2 separate regions of the Mus musculus genome follow, and region 2 is linked to region 1. Evidence: chromatin contacts called from ENCODE Hi-C or POLR2A ChIA-PET data. All regions are on one chromosome and are shown on one strand. Each heading gives the region's core, a stretch centred on a gene start or an enhancer-like site at or near the end of the contact. The rest is flanking DNA. Distances are from core to core; before and after follow the strand shown. Region 1 overlaps Pdcd1lg2 (programmed cell death 1 ligand 2). Region 2 holds the start of A930007I19Rik (RIKEN cDNA A930007I19 gene).

Region 1 (4,471 bases), core at 1,362-3,861:
TGCGTGGGTCTGGCTTCGGCCCTCTGCATATATGTTATGGTTGTGTAGCTTGATCTTCTCGTGAGACTCCTAACAGTGAGAATGGGGGCTGTCTCTGACTCTTTTGCCGGCTTTTGGGACCCTTTTCCTCCTACTGGGTTGCCAGTCCAGCCCTAATAGATGGGGAGGTTCCCGGTCTTATTGCAAATTGATATGTCATGTTTGGTTAATAACCCTTAGAGGCCTACCCTTTTCTGAAGGGAAATGGAGGAAGGGTGGATTGGGGGATGGAGTGGGGAAAGGAAATGAGGGAAAGAGGAAGGGTAAACGGTGGTTGGGTGTAATATATAAGAAAAGAACAAAATTTTTAAATTATGTAAAAAAAAAAAAAACCAGGAATACATTATGGGACTATGAGCTGTCAGCAATGAAGCAGGAGCAATGACGTCTTTTGATGGCGTTGGCAGGCTCACAGCTAGAACCAGCGCAAGAGACAGGATGTGCTGTGGTTGTCAGAAGGGAGGGTTCCACACTCCTGCAGGCTGGTTGAGTGGAAGGCGTAGGGCTTCAAATCAGGGCTTCTGGGACCCGCATAGGCTTGGGTGTAGAGCGAAGAAAGGCCTTGTGCACACAGATAAGCACTGAAGAAGCCAGGAAAGGTAAACACACGGCTTGCCTCTTCGATGGAATGAGGTGTGCAGATAGATGCTCTTCCTGGAACGCCAGGAATGATGGAGTTTTATAACCTGGCGATCCCTTGCTGTCTGATGAGACAGGCTCTGCTCGTATCTCCCAGACTTCATTTCTTCCAGACAATACCCTCCCCCTTCAAACCTTGAGTAATGACTTTTAGACCACAAAACCCATCCTCATGTGGGATGTCACCTGTGCTATCTTAGGGCCAGGCCAATGCTGACACCCACAGGCCTTATGTTTACCTCGGCCATTCTTACCTAGACCCTAAATCTCGGGCACTGTCTCTGAGTCAACAGTACCTATTCCTGTGAAAGAAGCCAGATGTGTTTTGTAAAGAATCTCAGTGTAAGCATGGCTTAAATTATTATATACTCGGGACTGAGTTCATTGTTCTCTGAATACTTTTTTTTTTTAAATTGTGCTGTGCTTAAATATGGCTAAAGTAAAATGATCTGGGACAGACTCTAGAAATCCTGGTTCATCACCCGCTACAATCAAATCAGCCTGAACCAGGTTTTCCTCTTGCCTCACCCTGATCATTTTTTCCTTGCCTGGTATAAAGCTTGCAGGGGAATGGCCACACGTGAGTTATGTGGGACAAATGGAATGTTTACCTTTCTTGGTAAGATCCCCTTCTTTTATGGTTTAGCACTCATGTGATGTGGCACTTGAGTTGACCAAAATGATATAGAGCAATCAGAAGACTTTGAAATACCTCTGTGTCAGAAGCTTGGCATGTTCAAGCTGCTGTGTATAGCACCACAATTCCAAACCCACCAGTTATGAAAACTGTTAGTGTTCTGTCTAAGCTCCTCTCCACAGTTACCTGGCAACAGCTAGGTAGGCCTGATCCACTATAAAAGGGGCTTCTTGCCCTCTCCTCTCTCTGTTGCTCCTCTCTTACTCTTACTCTCTTGATCTTGCTCTGTCCTCTTGTCACTTCTCCCCCCTCCCCCTCTCCCTCCACATGCTCATGACCAGCCTCCTCTCTCTCTCTCTCTCTCTCTCTCTCTCTCTCTCTCTCTCTCTCTGCCTTTCTCTGACTCTACTACCCTCTTTTTTTTTTGTTTTTTGTTTTGTTTTATTTTTGTTTTGTTTTTTGAGACAGGGTTTCTCTGTATACCCTTGGCTGTCCTGGAACTCACTTTGTAGACCAGGTTGGCCTCGAACTCAGAAATCTGCCTGCCTCTGCCTCCCATGTGCTGGGATTAAAAGTGTGCGCCACCACGCCCAGCCTCTACTACCCTCTTAACTCCCCTGACCATGCCCCAAATAAACTCTATTTTATACTATACTGTCCTGTGGCTGGTCCCTCAGGGGGAAGGGATGCCTCAGCATGGGCCCTCAGAGGCACTGCTTTCCCCCATACCTGACTACATCTCCATAGAACATATCCCCCCTCTCCTTATCTTTTTATAAACACATCAAAAACAACCCCAGGAAGCCTTTGTCTCATCCGTAAGAGATAGCAATCCTCAGTACAAAATTCGATGGAAAAGAATGAACATGGGCTCTCAGACTTTTTCCCACGCCTACCAGCAATTGATCTGAAAGCAATTACTGTAGGCCCACAGCCTGGGTACAGAGCCATGGGACAAACTCGGGAAGTTCCACACTGAGGTCTGATTACAACTGAGCTCTGAATCAGCAATTAGATTTTCTTGACCCAGCAAATTTTCTCATCCGCCTTGGCGAGCCTGATTAAAATACCCATTTCTTCAGAAACGAAAATCCCAATTCCTATAAAATGATATCCTTGACCCGGAGGCACCTGCTTGTGTAGGTCCGATAGGCTCAGTGTCTTTCTTCAGTGGGACTCCTTCAAGTACTCAGGACAGGGAAGACGTGGGAGGGGCCTGAGAGCAGAGGTGACAAACTCTGGTCTCCAGCAAGCAAGCATGTGATGAAAGGAGGGGAGGAGGCCTGAGGTGACCAGACAGGGCTTGGGCAACCTGCCAGCTCAACTCTAACTCTCCACTGGCAAGAAGACAGACATGGAGGTGTTTATGGAATGTCTGCTAGTTATTAAATGCTAGATAAAAAATTACCAGATTAGCCAACTCACACACTGGGGACCTATTTATAGCTTCATGGCTAGAAGTAAACAAACCGCTAACAGCGAGGCCCGAGGCATGGATCATTTAGGGTAGAGACATATTTGAGAACACCAAGAACACATAATCTCCTGAATGTCTCATCCTCTCGCATGCCCACGTGCTCTGCGGTATTAGAACGTCTTTGTTGAGTCAACATGATCATGAGTATTTTGGTTTTTTGTTTTTTAATTATTTTTCTTTTATTTACTTTTTTTTTTTTTTTTTTTTGATCATGAGTATTTTGTAACAGACATTTAACCATATAATCAGAAATGTCTCAGGCCTCCTTATCTGACATTCTGACAGTGAAGTAACTGGCAGAGAAATGAGATAGCTGGGAAACCTGGTACCTGTTGTCCTGGGGCCAGGGTCTCTCCAGAGAAACAGAGCCTGGAGTGGGGGAGGGGAAAGCAGCAGAGGGAAAGAGACAGGTAGATTCATTTTAAAGGGTCAGTGCCCATGACTGTGGGGAGAGTGAGGCTGACCTTTGTGCAGTAGGCCAGCAGGTCGAAACAGAGGCAGAGTTTCCATATCACATTCTCCAGGCAGGGTTTCTTCATCTCTAGGAATTTGTTCTCAAGGTCTCACCTGATTAGAAGGAAGCTATATTGGCATATAAGCTATGTAGAATTTAGCTGATACAACACATTAATTATAACTGTAAAGCGCATGGCAACATCAAGACTAGCATTTGATAAGATTGTGGGCCCTGTAGCCTATCCAAGTAGATATGACAAATGAACCAAGAGATGAGGGAGCAGCCATCTTGGCCATGCACTTGGCTGAGAGCATAGAGTAGGCCAGCTTGTTGGAACTGCCAAAGCCTTTAAAAACAGAAGTAAAGGGCCTGGAGAGAGCTCTGTGGTTAAGAGGGTTTGCAGCTCTTGCAGAGGACCTAAGTTCAGTTCCCATTGTCTCTCTCACTGCTGCCTGTAACTCCTGCTCCAGGGCATCTGACACCCTATGAAGTGTTTCATTATAGTATAGCTGTCTGGGGTCCATAGGGTGGGTGTTGGGTAGGGGTCCTAAAGTAGTGCTGGAGAGAAACTTAGAGTGGGGAAATGGGAGGGTGTATCATGAAAGGCTTTGAACCCTGCTGGTCCCGATACATAGATTACTATTTTTTTTAAAGGTGGTTTCTCTCTCCAGTCTACTTTGAGAGGTTATATGTATGTTCTAGTCAATGATTTATTTATTTTTCCTGTTTGTGGTCTCTTCTTCCCAGATCTGGACCTGCGGTCTTGGGAGTTGGAAGGATCTGATGGGAAACCCTCAAGAGACTTCTGGACTCAAAGTGAGAATCTTGCAGGACCTGCCATTTGCACTTTTGAACCCTTTGGACGGTGACCCAGGGCTCCGAAGAGGAGCTTGTAAGACTGACAATCTTCCCTCTGTCTCAAGACTCTCTGAACAGCAAGACCCCAATGGCACTTTAGACTTACCCCTGGGATCCTGGACCCCAGTGAGGGCCTAAGGCTCCTAATGACTTTCAGGGTGAGAACAAAAGGAATTGCTCTCCGCCCCACCCCCACCTCCTGCTTTCCGCAGGGAGACATGGAAATTCCCAGTTACTAAAATAGATTGTCAATAGAGTTATTTATAGCCCTCATTTCCTCCGGGGACTTGGAAGCTTCAGACAGGGTTTTTCATAAACAAAGTCATAACTGATGTGTTTTACAGCATCCTAGAATCCTGGCAGC
Region 2 (4,471 bases), core at 655-3,154, 53 kb after region 1:
CTGCTTTCTTCCTGCATACAGGTTGCCAGCAGAAGCTGTGGCCCAGAGTCTCACCTCAGAACATTGAGATTAGAAGTGTGTCTTCTTCCCACTGCCAATGACTTAATTCATAAACAAAACCAAAATCCCTCACATGTGTACCTAGCCACTTTGGTTCCCGATGTAGTCAAGCCGGCTACCAAGAATAGCCAAATACAATAGGTATCCATCATGCCTGGCTTATGAGGTATGATTTAAGGCTAAAACTCTGTGTCTCCTTACAAAATAATATAGGAGGGTCTGGATATCTGTCTCTTTCTCCATGCATAGACCACATAATGGCACTAGTCTTTATAGAAATTGTATCAACTTATCCTCCAATACATGGTTTATAGAGGTACTTGTTTCCATGCACCCTGATCAAGAGTACTCTTGTAATAAAAAAGTTAAGTCTGATAGAACCAAATATGTACCTACTTTTACCAGTTTACGTGAGGTTCAAAGTCATCCAGAGAGTTTGGCTGGAGTGGTGATGGAGGGAGAAAGTGGTGATGGGGGGGGGGTACGGGGGGACAGAAGATTTGAGCACTGGAATTGTTAGCACATTTCACAATGTTAAAGTATGATCTTTGAACCTCAGGTCGGTCTATATTATATAACGTTTCAGTCACAGTGGGTAACACTTAGGGAGATTTACAGTGAGATATTTTACCCATCACTCCCAAGTGAGAAAGGACCAGAGGGTCTCCTCCTCCTGTCCATGTTCAGGCCACTCTCACACTTCACCTTGAGCTGGTCTAAAGACTGCTGGGTCCTTGGAAGGGAGAGCAGTTTTTCTTAGGCCATGTGACCTTGGGCATATCCAGCACTTTAACTAGCGATGATCCAGCACCATCATCTGTGGTTTTCTGTGGAATTAAATCAAAGCATCCTCTTAATTTTTTTGTAGACCTTAGCTGCTACAAAAGATCACAGGAGGAGAATCCCACCCAGAAGCTCACCAGTAAGTGAGGTCAAAAAAAAAAACAATTAAAAATTACTTAGAAACATCTACACTGCCCATGATTGCAGACACACTGGTGAGGCACATGAACACACTGAAGTAGAGGTAGAGCAAACATTCTCAATGGAATTGCAGCACATTTTCACTTCCTCTGCCACGTGTACAACTCTGTCTGAAAAGTACTAGACAACGAAGTTCTTCTATGATTTTATATTGGCAAGGCAGAGACCTCTCTGGACCTCTTGATTTATCCAGCGGGTGTAACTCGGATCATCAAGATTCCGTCCACACAGATGAAAATCTGAAAAATAGTTTTCAGGTCTGCTCTGCTTAAAATATCCCAGGAATGCTGTGTTGGCCTGTGGGACACACCAGGACAGAGATTCTAGGAGATCCTCTGGAAACAAAAGGCTAGTGAGCTGGGACTTTAGTCAACGTCTTCGAAAAGCAAGCGTTAGAACAATTACGGAAAGTTACATTGTTATTAAAATCCGGATTGTTACTTTGTTGTTACTTTTAAACTTTGAAAGAGTTACAAAAAGCTGCAGCTATTTTTAAGGTTCCAGGTCCAAAAGTTGAGCACCCCTTCATTCCTCCCAACCCCCAAATTAAAAACATCAATACGGTATCTCCAGTCTGGATCAACACAAAACCTAAGTCCATTTCTTTTCCTGAACAGTTTACTGGGGCTGCAAAAGACCCCATCTGGCTTCGCCTAGCATTAATAACTAAACAGGCAGACAAGACTGAAGCACTTTAGTGACTGAATAAAGAGCCTGCCTAGAATGTAAGCTCTGTACGGCCAGGGACATCACCAGCTCTCACTTTAAACCGCAGCACACAAAGGATTTGTGGGTACAGACTCGAACCCCAAGCCTTGGAGTCGCAGAGACCCAGCTCCAAGCGCAGCCCGGGAGTCACGTGACGCGCGCTCCGCTCGCCCCGCCCCCTTCAACCCCGGAGGTCGCGCCAATCCAGGGATCGTGCAAGTGGGCCCGGCCGCTCCGATTGTCACTGACTGAGCCTGTCGCCTCATCCCGGTCCCCAGCTCCACGCGCCAGGTCGCCAGCCAGCAAGGCGTCCCGAGCCCTCGACGTCCTGCCCCGCGGCCTGCGTTCTGACGCGGGGCGGTCCGAGGGAGCCGGGCGGAGCCTCCCCGCGCCGTGCGGCGTGCTGACGCGAGCGGCGAGCGGGGCGGGCCGGCCTCGGCTCCTCCCGCCGCGGGCCCACTGGCCGCCCGCCTCCCCCACCCTCGGCCGGTCAGCGTCCCAGACTGCGTCGCGCAGCATCGCGTCGGCCCGGCCCGGCCCGGCCCCCGGGCAGATGCCCCGAGTTGCCGCTGTCGCCGCCGCCGACTCGGCCGGTGGCGGTGTGGGAGGTGGGCGCCTGGCCCGGGGCCGCCGAGCGTGACAGACACGGCCGGGGCCGCCGGGGGGCTGTCGGGGCCGCGCGCGGACCATGTATTTCCTGAGCGGCTGGCCCAAGAGGCTGCTCTGCGCGCCGCGGAGCCCGGCCGAGGCGCCGCTCCACGTCCAGTCTGACCCTCGGAGAGCGTTCTTCGCCGTGCTGGCCCCGGCCCGCCTCAGCATCTGGTACAGCCGAGTAAGTAGGCGCCGGCGTCCCGACTTCCCCCGAGCGGCCCCTGTCCGGTCCCGACTTCCCCAGAGAGGCCCGGATCTAGTCCCGATTCTCCCCGAGCGACCCTGGCCCCGTCCCGACTCCCTCCGAACGACCACCGTCCGGTCCCAACTAACCCCGGGCGAACCCAGAACCATCCTGATCACCCTCCCTATAGTGACCCTGGAACTGGCGCGACTGCCGCCGAGCGACCCCGGACCGGTCCCGACTTCCCCCGAGCGACCCCGGCCAGTCCCGACTCCCTCCGAGGGAGCGACGGCGGTCCCGTCCCAACTAACTACCCCCGAGCGACCCCAGCCGGTCCCGACTTACCCCGAGCGACCCTCGCTCTCGAGTTGGAGCCGCGCGCGGACAGTCTCCACTGCACCCCAGTCCCCGCGTGGCACCCACAGCCGCGCGCCAGGCCTGGAGCTCCCTGGCGGAGCCCAGACTTGCCTGCCTCTCTGCCCCCATTGCCGCCGAGCCAATCTGTTGGAGCGTCCCCCAGCACTCCGGCAGCTGTGGCGTCCCCGCTCCCCCACCCCCCACCCCTGCTTTAAAGGTTGTTGTTTAGTGGAGTTCCGGAAAGCCTGTTGGTCTTTACCAAGTGTCAGAATTTACAGTCCTGTGGTAATTGATTTCTGAAAACTTAAAGACTTGTTGGGTTTGAGTGTAGATATCTGGTAACTTTAGCTCCGGGTCTCCCCCACACATCACGGACTCCAGTCCTTTTCTTGGCTGCTCTTGGACTCTGGAGAGCTCTGCTGGGATGGTTGGAGAGTCGGGGAGCTCACGTCTGTCCGCGCCGCACCTGGAAATTATTATTTCCAGGCTTAGAAAGAGCATGGGGTCAGAATTCTTTGCTTTCAGCCTGGCTTTTTTTTTTTTTTCCTCCCGTGCCTTGAGTTCCGAGTAGATAAGAGAATTAACTTGAAAAAGTAAGGGGTGAATGGGCTAGCCCCCGTCCGGTTTTTGTTGCTCCTGGACATCTGTAAAAATTACAGAATTCTGAGTTTTAAGATCCCCCCCCACACACTGCATTCAGAGAGACAGTACTAATTGATGTCAGAGTGGTGGTGGTCTTGAAAAGAGACTAGAGGTTGGTTGACCTTGCCCTTGCTAGATATGTGAAACACTGGTTTTGGTTTGGTTAAACCCTTTAGATCTCTGCTTATTACCATGGTGTGCTGATAATGCCCTTGATTGTCCGCACACACAGCTGTGGTAAAACCGATGCTAGAATTTAAGCAATTTAATTGGTTTCTCTTTTACTATTACATAGTTAGGCTATTTGTCACTAAGTTTTGGCTGACCTAATTTTCAGAAAGGTATGAAAACCGCAGGTTACTAAACAATTACAGCATCAGCAATGTGATACTCAGATCCGTGCTGAATTGAATTTTTAAATATGTGCGTTGTAAATGTAAGTTGGTACCTAAGTGAGATCCGTTTTCAATTTATGAGCAGTTGAACAACTTTTATGTAGTGCAACTATTTAAAGTCAATAGTTGTTTGGAAGAGCATAATTAGAAGTTGAATTTTACATTGTTTCCTAAATTTAGTAGTTTTGTTCGAATGTAACACTTTTAAAATCTAACGTTTTAATCATTTTAACCCCTAAGGATACAAATCTGATTTATGTAAGTTTAGCATGGTAGGCCAGAAGCTTGTAGGCTACCTTCTCCACACACACCCCACCCCCACCCCCACATTAAAATGAGTCTCAGTTGTCTTGTGGACATTGTGACATGGATAAAATCTGTTTGGCTTGGGAGTTAGATGTAGTGTTATGGAACTTATGCATCCTCTGTTCATTCCCTTCAAACTCCCACTCTACACACCTGAGTCTCACAAAAGTACCTTGGTTACTAC

Evidence for each region. Hi-C counts contacts between places; a loop is a spot of excess contacts on that map. ChIA-PET counts read pairs that join two places held with the same protein, here RNA polymerase II (POLR2A).
Region 2: POLR2A ChIA-PET joins it to region 1 with 10 read pairs in Patski. The contact joins the promoter of A930007I19Rik here to the enhancer-like site in region 1. A Hi-C loop is called at or near these places in 1 of 37 maps with a recorded cell type or tissue (T-helper 17 cell). POLR2A ChIA-PET finds 5 or more read pairs at or near these places in 1 of 5 experiments (Patski).

The regions. Positions count from the first base shown.
Region 1 is chr19:29,466,520-29,470,990 of GRCm38, forward strand. Pdcd1lg2 (programmed cell death 1 ligand 2) reads left to right here. Exons shown (of 6, transcript NM_021396.2): 6 at 3,997-4,471. Among named protein-coding and RNA genes, the nearest start is that of A930007I19Rik, 53 kb to the right of the region's middle. Within about 2 kb of position 2,612, at least 2 of the 3 ENCODE cell types and tissues checked have a DNase peak (open chromatin) inside an H3K27ac peak, as active enhancers do.
Region 2 is chr19:29,520,083-29,524,553 of GRCm38, forward strand. It overlaps A930007I19Rik (RIKEN cDNA A930007I19 gene), which reads right to left and starts at 1,905. Exons shown (of 4, transcript NR_015567.3): 1 at 1,808-1,905; 2 at 766-887. It overlaps Ric1 (RAB6A GEF complex partner 1), which reads left to right and starts at 2,200. Exons shown (of 26, transcript NM_001081319.1): 1 at 2,200-2,584. The coding sequence starts at 2,441.